3 separate regions of the Mus musculus genome follow, and regions 1 and 2 are each linked to region 3. The links are chromatin loops, found by intact Hi-C in ENCODE. Cell type or tissue: left cerebral cortex. All regions are shown on one strand.

Region 1 (5,000 bases), 250 kb after region 3:
AGCACCAGGTTCCGATTTAGGGTGACAGAGGGGCTTGCTGTCATCATTAGCACAAGGAACGCTGGCTAGACACCTTGTCACTTCAGAGCCGAACAGTCGTTTTCTCAGAGATCCTGAGAACAGCGACCAAGGGACAGGAAAGAAGTATTTAAGACTGATCTGAATGCTGGCAAAGGTGGTCTCAGGCTGAAATAACTCTTTGATTTGAATTTTTTTTTACTTCCTTTTGAAGTTTTCAGCACAATTCAGCATGTTCCAGACCATTAAAGACCAACTGGAGCAGAGGACACGGATCCTGCAGGCCAACATTCGGTGGCAGCAGGAAGAGCTTCATAAGATCCAGGAACAACTCTGCCTGGTCCAGGACTCCAACGTCCAGGTAATGTGCCTGTGCAGACTGGCCTCTGTTCTCCTTAGCATTCACTCCTGTTCAGTCAGGACTTTACCCTCAAGTCCCTAGGTATTGCCTCACAGAACCCAGTGTGCTTAGGAAGTATGCAGACCTAAAGTCTGCCTTGAGAGCCCTAAGCATTTGCAGCCACCCTAGGCAAGACAGAAGGAGCAGAAAGGACACTTCAAGAAAATCACCACAGGACTATCCCTGCCCATCCCCCTATGACACTGACTCGTTAGCATCCACTGGCAGCACCTATGAGAGAAGAACAATGCTGCAAACTAAGAAGCTGTTTCATGACAAGAGTTACATTATGACCGTGTGGTTTCCTTGGATGACCCCAGAGCCCTCTCTCCGGAGGTCTGCTCAGCTCTGCTGGGACGCACAGGGGACATCAGTTCTGCCTTCTGATCCTGTCCTTCCTGCCCCTGCATAGCACACTTACTAGATGGGACACCCAATGCATACCCAGGCAGAAGCCCGGGCATCCCTTTTTGTATTCCTGTAAGAATTACTCAGCAAACTACACAAAAGTCCTTCTTCGCTTTCCCTGCTGCGGTGACTCCCCAGTGTGGACACTGGAAGACGCCTAGCAGTCGCATGAATTTAAAAGCATGGCTGCCAAAATGTCGAATTCACAAAACGCCACTTGTTACCACTCTTCCCAGAGTGCGATATGTTTTTCCTCACAGATCCGTAACCCAGTCAGTAGCTTTGAACTTGTCTCGTTTTGATTACTTTAATGGGGTTTTATACTGACGGGAAGGGGGTGAGGAATTGAAGCAGAAAGTGCTAAAAAGCAAGGTGGGCGTCTGAACACCCTCCAGAGTGCTGGAGCTTTCTGCTTCCTGCCTGCGCCACCTCAGAGCGAGATTTTAAAATAACAGGCAATAATGTTATTGCTTTTGCTCCCAGTTGTAAAGGGTGTGATGTGTCCCCATCAGGGGTACATTTTGTGAACCCCCAACACATAGATTATGCTGAAGTACATATATATGTATCTGAGTCCGTCAAACAGCCATGAAAACACAGCCCTCCTGTGCATGCCTTCCCTGTGGAAATCAAGTGTTCTACTGCACCCCACACACACCCTGTACATACCAGGCCCTACAGTTTGTGCGTCTCTGTGGCGAAGTAGGGCCTTCAGTCTGCACACCTCCCTAAGAAGCCAGGCTCTCAGGTGCTCATGTTCCTATGCAATGTAAAATCTCCATTGCACACAGCCCCGTGTGGGAGCCAAGCCCCCCACCCGCCCCCAGTGCACACCTCCCTTGCAGAATCTATGTCCCAGTGTGTGCTAGTGAGTTCTTTTAGAATTAGGCTGCGAGGAAGTTCTCTGAGATGTTTGATGTTTGCTCTGGGGCAAAGGTGAAAGGTGCACAGGAGCCAAGCTGAGCTGAGGCACTACAGTCGAGAGAAAGTGGCCTCCTTAGCCTACAGCTTCTGCATGGAAACCACGCCCTCAGTGTGTACATCTCCCCAGTGGATTCTAAGTCCTCATTGTACAGCTGCCTATAGATGCTACACCCTCGGCATACAGCTCCCTGTGCATGCCAAGCTGTTGGATGCACAGCTCCCAGTGGAAGCTAAACCCCCTGGTGCACAGCTCCCCTGTGAATGCTAACCCCCACCCCATCCCACCCCCATGACTACCTGCCCTGTGGATGCTTAACCCCCTGGTGCATAGCTCCCCTACAGATGCTAAACACACACACACACATGAATACCTGCCCTGTGGGTGCTAACCCCCCTGGTGCACAGCTCCCCTGTAGATGCCAAGCCTTATCTGTGTTTATTCCTCTGCACTTATCTTCAAAGTGGAATTTTCCAAAAAGAACACGGAGATCCACAGACAATCAAACCAGAGAACGTCTCCTCCCCGAAGCCTGGCTTCTTGTTTTTCACAAGACTTAAATACATCCTAAAAACTCCTACCAAAATGTGATCCTTGAAAAAAGAAAAAAAAACTGATTCAACTGTAAAAATTTAAGCAAGTGGAAATTATTCTAGCCTCCCCAGCCTTTCCCCAGCCCCCCACACCCCCTAATCCCCCTTCCCCATCCTTACTTCTGCACACACACCACCAGAGAGGAAAGACAAGAGATAAGGATGACACATTGGCAGTTTGCCGAAGCCGGGCAATGATGCCGTATTGTACCGACTTTTTTGTAGTGTCTCCATATTAGTGATTTCTGTGTGTCCTGTAATGACACCAATGAGGTGTAAAGTCTGCAGGTGTGAATAGTGGAAAAGTATATTTAAGTGGGATCTATTTGTTCTAGCATACGTTTCTTACTTGTTTTGAGGGACTGTCTTGTTTTCTGTTTGCGTGTTTTCTATAACCTTTTGAGGTCGGCTTTTGAGAAATCCAAGAAATTCTTCGCTGTTGGTAAAACGGAGGCACAGACATGTATGCCCAGATGCAAACCAGGATTCCCTACCCAGCCAGGGTCGTTTACTGCAGTTCAGTGGGCTTACTTCATTGGTTCAGAACTGAAGTGTGCGCTAGTGCAGTCTTTTAAAATTAGGTTAGGAGGAAGTTCTCTGGGATATTTGATGTTTGCTCCCAGGTGAAGGTGTGCTGAGGTCCTCCCGGTCACGAGAGAGTGGCCTCGTGCTTTTTTGAGCACGTGTGCCCTCTGCTGGTTATTCAAATGAATGCCTATAAGGACACCTGCAGCCGTAGTAAGTAACATGTTCCTTGATTGGCTCTTTGAGACAGCCATCATTCTAGCCTAGCAGCCAGCCAGCCAGCTGTCCAGATATGTATGTCTCACTCGTTGGAGCACTGGGAGAGGAGGAGGATAAAGACAACAGGTTTTTTATTCCTTAGAGGCCACACACAGTTGGGACAGCATAACATATCAAACCATTAGCTCCATGACAAGAGCAGAGACAGTTTGAGCAAGAAGTTTCATTCTTTTGTTTGTTTGTCTGAGTGTTTTTCCATTCACTCCTTTAGCAGATCTCTGTACCCACAGTCAAAAGGGGAAGATCTCTTTCTCTCACTTTAAGAATAATGCCACAATGTAGCGCTCCTTCCACATTTGTTTCACCTTACCTACTTAACATGTGCTGACTTCATGACTCTTTCCTGGACAGTTTTATGTTGATTTGACACAAGCAAAAGCCATCTGAAAAAAGGGAACCTCAGTTGAGAAGATGCCTCCATAAGATCAGGCTGTAGGCAAGCCCTTCTTAATTAGTGATTGATGGAGGAGGGCTCAGCCCCTTGTAGTTGAGGCTACTCCAAGGCTGGAAGCCCTGGGTTCTCAAGGAACACAGGCTGGGCACACCATGAGGAGCAAGCCAGTAAGCAGCACCACTCCGTGGCCACTATAGCTCCTGCCTCCTATTCTGTCTGAGTTCCTGTCCTGACTTCCTTCGTTGATGAACAGTGACGTGGAAGCATAAGCCAGATAAACTCTTAATCCCAGCTTGCAGTTGGCCGTGGTGTTTCATCACAGCAATGCTATGGGGTAGCAGGATGTGGGTACTGCTGTGACGGAGCTGAGCGTGCGGTTTTGGAAGGATCGTGGAAGGACTTTGGGATTTGGGATTAGAAAAGTCATTGAGTCTTCAAAGCTTGATGGGCTATTCTGCGGGAGCTTCCGAGGTGAGAATGTTGAGAGACGTGCAGGGGGAGAGGCCTGACTTGTGAGGTTTCTGGGAGAAGCAAGGACTCTACAGGGCCTTTTGAGTGGAGAGTCTGTGGTGTCCCGTCAGCTGGAGCTGAAAACTTGGCTGTGATTAACAAGAGGCCAGAAACAGTAAAGTGAAAACTTTGTTGCTGGAATGCTGGATGCTGGTCAGCTGGGACTGAGAAATTGGCAGTGATTAGGAAGAGAGCAGCAGCAGTGAGGTGAAATCCTCTGGGAAGTGTTTCCTGAGTCTCTCTCTCTCTCTCTCTCTCTCTCTCTCTCTCTCTCTCTCTCTCTCTCTCTCTCTCTCTCTCACATACACACACATACACACACATATACACACATACACATACACACACACATGCACACACAAGCTTGTTCCAGAGGTGGCCAAGGTTGTACCTTACACAGTCAGCTAAACTTGGTAGTTTAAGAGTCACCCAGCTGATACTGGTTTTAAAGGCATGAGGGGTCATCGTGAGCAGCTGAGGCTTGCCACTGTGAGAAGCCAGGAGAAGCCATTGGTGAAGGTACAGCCTCCATAGCAGATGAAGGCCCAGGATAGAAGGGGGTCATGCAGAGAACTCGAGGCTTGGCACCATGAAGCAAGCCTATGAGAGGCCATGGTGAAAGTGCAGCCTCAGTAGCAGTTTAAGGCTTAGGGTGAAAGGGCTCGTGTAGGGAAGTTAAGGCTTGCTCTGGGCCATGGTGTATTATCGCAGCAATAGTAACCATAACTAGCACAGTCAATATTATAAGAATGGGGAAACCAAATCACTGGGAAAGTTATCAATATTGACCAAGATTATTCTCAGTGGTGGGACTGCATGCAGAACTCAGTGCGTCTTCTTTGAGGCAAACTATAATGCCTGCCACAATGAATCTTGCATTAATTTGACCCTTGGTCAGCAAGCAAGCTATATCCTGCCCAAAGGAATATAGCAATTGGCTTGAACATGAGT
Region 2 (5,000 bases), 220 kb after region 3:
TTTTATCAAGGTTAACTATATGAGCATAGATTTAAAGGATCATGGATAACTTACCAGTGGCTTCACAAATGATTTCCCCCTCCCCAGCGACCATTCATCGCCAATCAGGGAGGAATGGAGCCTCCCAAGGCTCTTGGATGGAATGAGGATGCGAACAGGTCTTGGGGAGAGAACCAAGGCTGTTGTGAGTTTGTGAGTACCACAGCCGTGCCATGTCCAGGAGAGAGCCTCCCAAGCCTTTGACCACTTTGCCCCTTCCATCTCCTGGTCCCCTAGACCACTGAGAAGGTCAAGTATAGGCATCCCTGGGACTTTTACTTGTTAATCAATTTATTTTCAGCTGATTAAGCCCAAGGCCTTGGGCATTCTAAGCAAGTGCTCTCTCACTGAGCCACAGCCCCAACCCCTGTAAAACCCTTTTACATCGTGATTCTAAGGTGCAGAGGAAGAGTCCATGAAGGGTCTTCTCAGACCTCGTGGCCCTCGGCTTTCCTCTCTGAAGCAGCCCTGAGCTGCCAAGAACTCTGAGGCTCTGCCTTTGCTCTGAAGTTCACTCGGTCGAGCGCACGCCTTTTTCTCTTTATTTTCTCTTGCAGGCGGATGTCATGGATCAGAACTTGTTAAATTTCCTTCCAGAGCAAGAACATTCCGAAGTTTATAAAATCCTTTCTTCCCATATGCTTGTGACGGATTCCCCCTCCCCAGAATTCCTAAAATGTAAGTCCTCCCTCCTGGTGTTGTTATTGGATCTGAAGACAAGAATTTTGCTCTAGCTAGGGAAAGGAGGTCAGAATGAATTAAGAAGGAAGGACTAATTTTAAGGATAATTTTCCTCGTGACTCAGAACATTTCCAAGATCCTTTTGAGGTATATTTTAAGTTGAAGCTAAAACTGGAACTTGGAGCACGTACGACATTTTAGCTTTTATGTGGAAACGTTGAAAGTATAGCTTCAGAATAATAACATGTTTCATGTGTATGGCAAGAGATGCCTTTTTACATGAGAGTAATAAATAGGGCAAAATTCAGGGAGCAGGCTGCTGATCTTAGGGAACACTACAATGTAAAGTTTCTGTGGCAGCAGATAATCAACTGCTAATTGAATAATTAGGTTGGAAATCCATATTCTGTCCTCCTGCGGCTGTCTTCTGGTTATTTACTTGCATGTGCAATTTTTTGGAAGTTTGAGATTTATATCAAAATATTTGGCAACCTAGATAGAAGGCAGGCCTCGGTGTGTGCTCACCACGCGCCGCCTAACGAAGCATACGCAATGGCAGGCAGTAGCAAAGACGCTTGCATTTGCTCAAGCCTCAGTCCATTTCCATGCATAATTGGTCCCGTCGTACATCTGATTTCCCTTCAAAGCAAAGCAAAAAAGAGATTAAATTAAAGAGAGCGGCTCTATGCGAGCAGCTTTATTTTAGTACGCCATGTGAAAACAACCAGAACTAATCGATGCCGACATAACCAACCACAGACATCTGTGGGTAGATTGACTAATTGGGTCCAAGTATAGAATACGGAGTATGGATGAGCTGCAGGGAGAACGGCCTGGAGCTGCAAGGGTTAGAAGCCAGGTCTAACGGCCCGTCATACGGAGAAAACCACACAGGCCACGCGTGGAGCAAACCCTACAGGCGCAACTTGTTTAGTCTGGAGTCTGTGTAACCCTCCTCTCCCTTTCTCTTTTCTCCCTCTAACGACCCAGCTGACAACGATTTAGAGTTTTATTGCCATCTTCTCAGAGGCAGCTTGAACCCAAAGGAATTTCCAACTTACGAATATATAAAATTTGTAGGAAATTTTCGCTCTTACAACAATGGTAAGCTTTAATCGTCCTATTCTTTCAATGGTGTCTTTTATCATGCAAACGTGTACCTGAGGTCCCAAGAATTATTATTTCATGCCTGCGTTTGGATTTTTCCTGTTTCTGGGACCAACAGAGAGAGAGAGAGAGAGAGAGAGAGAGAGAGAGAGAGAGAGAGAGAGAGAGAGAGAGAGAGAGAGTATGTGTGTGTGTGTGTGTGTGTATGTGTCTGTGTGTGTGTGTCTGTTTGTGTTCACCAGTGCCCTCTCACATTCAAGAGTGCATCTTGTGCCAGTGTGCACACTCACCCTGAATTGTATGAGATCCATTCATTTGTTTTCGAGCTGATGAGATAATCTTGTGCAGTGAGGAATAGTTTAGTTAATAAGGACCAGGCTCAGCCTGCAGACTCTGCCAAACAGGCCTGTGCTGTGACACCCAGCTATGTCCCCTTTGCTCCCGGCATGTTTGTCTCCCCTGTACAGACTGCTGCAGGTCTGATGTAATAGGCCTGGCTCACAGGTCTTCACTCACTACCGTCCCTGTGCACACTTAGTAAGGAGGCTGCTTTACCATGAGCCAGGAATTCTGCATTGGAGAAATTATCACACAGAAGTCAGTTTGATTTTCAGAAACTGCCAAAACGGCTAGTTGCCCAACCTCTAACTGCAGAGACATGAGCTCTAACCTATACTTAAACACTCCTTCTTACTTGTGACCCATGCTAAATGGGAATACAGCTCTAATGCCAGACGTTTCAAAACCAGGTTCCTTTCTGGGTGAAGCACTGAAAGGCCCACTTCCTTATTTGCCATGGCCCTCAAACGCCACACAAAGTAGAAAAGCTAATATTTCCTAAAACAGCAAAGAAAAAAAAAAAGCAGAAGGTGCTGATGGGAACTGGGGGAGGAGGAGAAAAGGAGGGAATGATATCAGAAGAAAGTAGAGTGGGTGCTGAGCTGCAGAGAGGAGGAGGGCCTGTGGGAGGCACAGGGAACACAGAACAGCTCGAACTTCTGCTGCCTTAGTTACTACTGTTTGACTCGGGACCCACCTGGGGCTGTTCACTCCAGCCAGATTAGCCCAGGTTCCAATGGAGCAAGCCAACATTACAGCACCGCGTCCCAGTGCTGAGGCTAACTGGATTTTTTTTTTTCTTTCCACCCTAAATGATCCTTGGCTGCATGGTATTTGAATAAACACACATGCTTCATTTAAAAGGCTTCAAGGAGATGCTAAGTAGGGTAAACCTGCCAGCGTGATTTTCAGGTCCTTGTCCAGGGATTTTGCCTGGAGAGTATCCTCTATGGCTGGCTTGGCTCTTCAGGGGACCAGTCCATCCAGGGGAGGGAAGGCAATTCCTTCTTCTATGTGGGCCCCTAAGTCTGAATGAAGCCAAGGCCTGACCATGTCTGATCTGGCTAATCTGAAAAGCTTGGTCAAACTTCATGAGACAAAGTTAAGGAAGCCGTTACACAGCAGTAAGTGGTAGACAGCAGGCTGCCCGCCCAACTGAAGAAGTTGGCATCTGATGATAGGAAAGCCAACACCATGCCAACCCCAGAACAGCTAGATGCCGCAGCTTGTTAAAATGCAAATTCTTAGGCTTTGTTCAAAGATGCAAGTTCAAGGGGCCCAAGGCCCAGGACCATGAGGAGTGACTATAGGAGTCTTAAACATTGAGAATTCATTATTGTATCATTCCCTAGAGATCAATAGTGCTCCTTCCAATCAGCTCTATTGTTGACTATAAGGAAGGGGCTATTCAACGAAGGCATGAAATGTGCTGACTTGTTAAGAACTAAACCCACTCTTCCTGGAAGCAGCCAGAGGTCACCTGCCAAGATGGTTCGCTACTCTCTTGACCCAGAAAACCCCACAAAATCATGCAAATCAAGAGGTTCAAACCTTCGTGTTCACTTTAAGAACACTCGGGAAACTGCCCAGGCCATCAAGGGTATGCATATCAGCAGAGCCACCAAGTATCTGAAGGATGTCACTTTAAAGAAGCAATGTGTGCCATTCCGGTGTTATAATGGAGGAGTTGGTAGGTGCGCCCAGGCCAAACAGTGGGGCTGGACACAGGGTCAGTGGCCAAAAAAGAGTGCTGAATTTTTGCTGCACATGCTTAAAAATGCAGAGAGTAACGCTGAACTTAAGGGTTTAGACTTAGATTCTCTAGTCATTGAACACATCCTGGTGAACAAGGCACCTAGGATACGCCGACTAACCTACAGAGCTCATGGCGGGATTAACCCATACATGAGCTCCCCCTGCCACAGTGAGATGATCCTCACTGAGAAGGAACAGATCGTTCCAAAGCCAGAAGAGGAGGCTGCACAGAAGAAAAAGATATCCCAGAAGAAACTGAAGAAGCAAAAACTCATGGCCCGGGAATAAATTCAGCATAAAATAAATGCAGATAAAGTTAAAAAAGAAGAAGAAGAAGAAGAAGAAGAAGAAGAAGAAGAAGAAGAAGAAGAAGAAGAAGAAGAAGAAGAAGAAGAACTAAACCCAACTACCGTAGGATCCAGTCACCCCCACATCTTAGGGCACACCCAAAGGAACGAATGCAGGGATTGAAGAGGCATTTGAGCACATTCATAAAGAGTTGCAATGGCCAAAAGTTAGAAGCAGTCCCATTGTTCTTCAGTGGGTGAATGGATTAAAAGTGTGCAGTACCCTTACAGTGAATTGTCACAGCCTGTAAAAGGAGGGGAATTCTGGCATATGCTCAACATAGCGGAGCTTTGAGAATCATTGTGCTAAGTACAGTAAACCTGCCATCAAAGGGCAAGCATCGTGTGATTCCACTCAGATGCGGCACCTATCGTAATTAACTTCATAAGGATAAAGTGAAGGGCGTCTGTCCCGGGCTGGGGGAGGGGCCAGTGAGGAGTTGCCGAGTGGGTATCAGTTTCCATTTGGTAAGACCGAGTTCTAGGGACGGACGGTGCTATCAGTATACAGATGTGCTTGACACTACTTCTGCGTATATTTAAATGCAGTATGGGAACCGGGATGTTGCTCAGCAACATCCAAAAAGAAAAAAGGCTAGGTGGTAAACTTTATTCTAAACAGTGCTTTATCATAATATCTATAACATGTGGGACTGTTGGCCTTAATGGTAGCTGCTACAACCGCAGAATATCCTAAGCATCCAAAGGCACAGAGGGAAAGTCGCCCTGGCT
Region 3 (5,000 bases):
TGCTTTGTTGAGGTTCCACACACAGGAGATTCTAGCTTGTGACAAGTTGATGTTAAAAGTCAACCATATACAATAGAGAGAACAAGATGGTTCAGTGGGTAAAGACGCTAACCACGAAAGCCTGACAACCTGAGCCCAATCCCTGGAGCCCATATAAAAGTGGAAGGAAGAAGTGGGATTTACAGAGTTGTCCTCTGACCTGCACACGCATGCCCATTGGTGTACACACACACACACACACACACACACACACACACACACACACACGCAAGGTGGGGAGAGTAAAAAGTAAATACAATATTGAAAGAGTGCTCAGGATGGATTTCCCTGGTATGACATGGCTTCTCTCTGCCACCACTCCATGCAAATTAGCCTTGGATACTCTTCCTTCTTAAAAGAGTCCATAAGTTCAGAGTCCATAAGGTCAGGTTTGTTGTTGTTGCTTGCTTGCTTCCTTGCTTGGCTCTACCTTGGACTTTTTGGTTTCTACCTCAGGCTCACTGCTTCTCTGCTCCTCATGACTTGGCCCCAGCTCGGCCTTGTCCACCCATCTAGCTGGCCTCTGTACAGATGTGACCTCAGCCACTTGGTCTTGTCTCTTCCATCCCATCTCTGGGCTCTCTTCTAGGGACTTCGTTGCCTCTTCATCTTAGCTCTAAAAGATTTGCTTCCCATCAAACCCCGGGCAACCCTGGCTATGTCCCTCCATCTTGAAACAGCCTCATTTCCTCCTTAAAAGAGAGAGTCCATGAAGACACCTTCTCAGCTTCAGCATTTCAATGGGAGTGGGGGATGGGGTGTGGGGTGAGGTGGGGCAGTGGGCAGGACAGGGGGTTCTGCGTGACTAAAAGTTACTGGGATTCCTGAGTGAGAAAAAGCACGGGTGGAGAAGACAAGAAGGACCTGACAATTACTTGTACCTGCGACCTTCTTTTCTCCCCAGGTCACTTCCTCCTGATTTTTCTCCGGGCACTTTGGAATGGCCCTTCCAGAGCTCCATACCAAACACCTGATCATGTTGATGGAAGGCTTTCTTCATCTAATCTCATTTCTGAGACCCAGAACCCAGACTTCCAACTGCCCACCACGCATTGCTTCCTAGGGCCTGGGAAGCTTTCATAGACTTTATCCCAATCCAAGTTTCAAAATGGAATTGTCCTGGTTTCATTTCTGGTGGGGATAAAATTGCCCTGACAAATAGCAACATGGAGGTGAGAAGGGTTTATGTGGCTTCCAATTTCAGGCCACTTTCATCATTGCAGAAACTCAAGCCACTTAGTCACATCACATCCACAGTCAAGAACAGAGAGGATACAACTCCTTCCTCCCTTGCTTCCTTTCACGTCACACTTCTCTTCTCTCACACTGCTTAGGATCTCCTGCCGAGGGGTCGGCGCTGCCTGTTTATTCAAAAAAATCAAGAATGAGGAAGGACATGTGGCTTACACAAATACACATGCACCTGTGCCTATACCTGCATGCCCCCCATACCTACAGGGACACACTCGCACACAAACACACACACACTTGCAAGGACACACACACCTGCAGAGACACATACACTCACACTCTGGCAGGGACACACACACCTGCAGGGACACACACACACACCTTCAGAGACAAACACACACACACACACAACCCTGCAGGGACACACGTACACACACACACACACACACCTTCAGGGACATACACACACTTTCAGGGACACACACACACACACACCCTTCCTCTCTTCAATCTCTAAATGAGTAGGCAGCTTGCAGCTACAGGAGCATTTTGTGCTGGTATCAACAATGTGGTTTGTTAACCGGGAGTGAGATTTCTAGATAATTAGGATATTCTAATTTTCTGGGAAAAAAAATCATGAATTTAAAATTTTTCAAGCCATACTGTGCTTTTCCTTAAGGTAGATAGATGTTACATTGCTATTAAATGTCATCCCTAAACTGATGTAAATATGAGGCAGGATGTCATCTTTCTCACCTGCCAGCCATATGTGGTACAACACTTTTCCTTCTTCCACACTCAACAGCTTGCCCACCTAAACCCTCTGTGCACTGCCTCCCTCTGTCACGGTTACAGACAGAACCCGTGACAGCAGCACCCTGTCAGTCACCTTGGAAACTATGGACCAAGATGCCAGGCACATAGCTGGCAGGTGACGTTTCAGGGGGTGCATTTCCATTCTGCTTCTGGGTGGAGAAGGGTGTGGTTTGGATCGCTCATTGCTGTCAGAAGGAAAGTGGAAATATATGTATTCACAGTACAAGTTGCAGCACCTCCAGCAAGATCTACCACCACAGCAAAAGAAACCCATTCTATCCTCTTGCTCCAAGTGATTGATTTATACTCAGAAAGATGGGCATACTAGGTATAATACACACATACACACACACACACACACACACACACACACACACACACACACACACACAGAGTGAGAGCCTGAAAGAGGATTTTAAAGTGGTGTTTGCAGTCCCATTAAAGTTCAGTCGTGATGGCAGAGCCAGAGTGAAAGGCCAAATCATTAAAGTACAAAATGCACCTGATAGATAATAGATGGCCAGTAGGAAGCGTGGATGCAAACGCACAGGGCTGGGGGAGGGGAAACGCACCACGGGGGTGGGTGAAACCAATACCTAAGGTGCCAACCCAGCACCATTCTGCCATGATTTGGAGATGGTGTGACTATCCCCCAGGGGCTCCTCAGTTGGAAGCTTGCTCTCCAGTATGATGGCACTGAGTGGGGGAAACTCTCAGACATGAGATCCAGTGGAAGTGAGCAAGATCACAGGACACTCTCTAGCACCCCTCTTGGAAGGAATCATTGCTGATCTTGCAGAGTAAGTTAGCGTCCTCAAGAACAAGGGGCTGTGAAGAGAGTTTAACCTCCGGATCTGTCTGGCTTCCAGTCTAATCGTGTGATCCGTCCCTCTTGTACACACCGTTAATATGATATGTCCGCCGTGAGATAATACAGCCAGCAGCCTCACAGAAAGCTAACCTTCCGTTGTCCTGTCTTAGATTTTCAGCCTCCAAAGCTGTGAGCCAAAGGAAACTCTTAATTCCAGCACTTGGGAGGCAGAGGCAGGCAGATTTCTGAGTTCGAGGCCAGCCTGGTCTACAGAGTGAGTTCCAGGACAGCCAGGGCTACACAGAGAAACCCTGTCTTAAAAAAAAAAAAAAAAGTGTCCATGGCATGATAATCATCTTTCTAAATGCCTCCAAAAGTGGAAGGGCTGTCTGTCTTTCAGGTCCGAATAGCAGACTGAGGCTGAGCTGGGAGGCAGAGGTGCCTCATGCCCCTGGCAGTCCTGCAAACTGGATCGCTTCCAGTTACTGCTTGATTCTGGACTCGGACTCCTACAGCCAGTTCCCAGCCCCACTGACTAGCTGGCAGGTCAGAGTGGGCACCCACCTTGTCAGCATGCTCTCCCTCCTCTCGGGGACACAGCTTGTAAGATGGTGGTGGCGTTTTAAAGGTGTTCTCTCAGCACTCATCCGAAAGTGCCTGAGGCACACGAGTGTGCAAAGTACCGAGAAGGAAGTTGGCCAAATAGGTTGTGGGCGAGATCTTTCTAGTCTCCAGAGAGACTACTCCACATTGCTCTCTGTCTCTGCTTCTCTCAGCCAAGAGATGTCACCAGCCCAGCCTGGCTAATGGCACATCCTTATGTGAGCAGCTGATACGTCAGCTGCTGGGTTGACACAGGTAGACCTAGAGGTCCTAGAGGAGCTCATGACCTTCTCTTGCCTCTGTAATAGTCTCTGAGGCGTGATGAAGAGAGTTTGGTCATCTTTGGTCCCTCCTAAATAAAGTCTTCCTAAGAATGAAGACAATGGGAAGAAGCTCAAACAAGAGAGACCAGAGGATCCTTTCAGAGCCCTAAGATTCAGTCAAATCGGGAGCCAACAAACACTATCTTGAGACATTCCCGTTGCGGAAGTTCACACCCACTTTAGGCTGCACCTGTCTCTTGCCACTAAAAGTCCTGGAAAACACACACCACCCTCTCCAGATTATTTAGAGAACAGGCCTCTAAATAATGACAATAGGAAGAGCCAATTCTGCTTCTCATTATACATCAAGTCATCCTGTGGGGAGTCTGGTCCTACATAGTGGAGATTCTCATTCCAGAGACCTGGGTGTGGTCTGCACTTCTTGTGGTTTCAGAGAGTAAAGAGTAGTGAAAACAGGCACTTTTAGGAGATCTGTTATTGAGGGGGAAAGGAGACTTGGTGCTGTTGGGGTGAAATCACAATAAGATATCATTTAGAGTCCTTCTACAGAGTCACAGAAGGGTCGTCACACACTGTGACTTGGTAAATCTGGACTAGGTCTTTCTGATAATGACCCTCAATATGATGACTGCAGGGATCTTACTTGGCATTTTAATCCTAGGAAACCGTTTTCATCTGCCCTTTAGGCTCATTCTATGCCTGGCAGTGCTGGCTTCCTTCCTGTTTCATCTACTCTGCCTGGATACCAGTTCCTGTGGATCCTTTGCCCGGCCTGGAAGAGCCTGGCCATCCTGACTGAGCCCACTCTCCACAACACACACAGCATCTTTGTGCCTGTCTCTATCTACCAGGGTCTTTCCCCAGCCCCAGGCTAAGTTTCCCATCTCTGCATAAGGCATTTTACCATAACATCTTCATTTAGCTATGCCTTTCCCACGCATAATGCTTGGCGTCGTCAGTGCCACAGAATCCGGAATCACTCGGGAGGCAAGCTTCTGGTCATGCCTGCGGGGGAACTGTTTTGATTAGGTTAACTGAATTGAGATGACATGTTTGTTGTGCATGGGACTCATCCCCAGGGCTGGGGTCCTAGGCTATGTGACATGAAGGAAGTCGGCTAAGCATCCATTGCTCTGCATTTCTGATCATGGCTGGCACGTGACTAGCTCCCTCAAGCTCCTGCTGTAGTGATCTCTCCACTTGGATGGACTCTAACCTTGGACTGAGAGCCAAAATGGACCCATTTCCTTTTTGTT

The links. Hi-C counts contacts between places; a loop is a spot of excess contacts. Peaks named below come from ENCODE experiments on the same cell type or tissue, not always from the same donor. Only the 100,000 strongest peaks of a DNase experiment are listed, where the experiment ranks them.
Region 1: a loop joins it to region 3, with 2.7 times the contacts of the local background. A loop is called at or near these places in 5 of 42 quality-filtered maps.
Region 2: a loop joins it to region 3, with 2.1 times the contacts of the local background. A loop is called at or near these places in 2 of 42 quality-filtered maps.

What each region holds. Positions count from the first base shown.
Region 1 is chr1:39,337,821-39,342,820 of GRCm38, forward strand. Npas2 (neuronal PAS domain protein 2) reads left to right here. Exons shown (of 21, transcript NM_008719.2): 16 at 233-379. Among named protein-coding and RNA genes, the nearest start is that of Rpl31, 28 kb to the right of the region's middle. In left cerebral cortex, a CTCF peak has its summit at 3,042 (motif pointing left); DNase peaks (open chromatin) are centred at 1,169, 1,850, 2,217, 2,590 and 1 more place; H3K27ac peaks cover 1,856 bases.
Region 2 is chr1:39,311,245-39,316,244 of GRCm38, forward strand. It overlaps Npas2 (neuronal PAS domain protein 2), which reads left to right. Exons shown (of 21, transcript NM_008719.2): 6 at 597-717; 7 at 1,711-1,824. It also overlaps the pseudogene Gm3617. Among named protein-coding and RNA genes, the nearest start is that of Rpl31, 54 kb to the right of the region's middle. In left cerebral cortex, no CTCF peak of the experiment used is centred here; DNase peaks (open chromatin) are centred at 654, 781, 1,417, 2,347 and 1 more place; H3K27ac peaks cover 2,899 bases.
Region 3 is chr1:39,091,376-39,096,375 of GRCm38, forward strand. No RefSeq gene overlaps it. Among named protein-coding and RNA genes, the nearest start is that of Gm35222, 67 kb to the left of the region's middle. In left cerebral cortex, a CTCF peak has its summit at 2,801; DNase peaks (open chromatin) are centred at 2,147, 4,047 and 4,652; H3K27ac peaks cover 1,199 bases.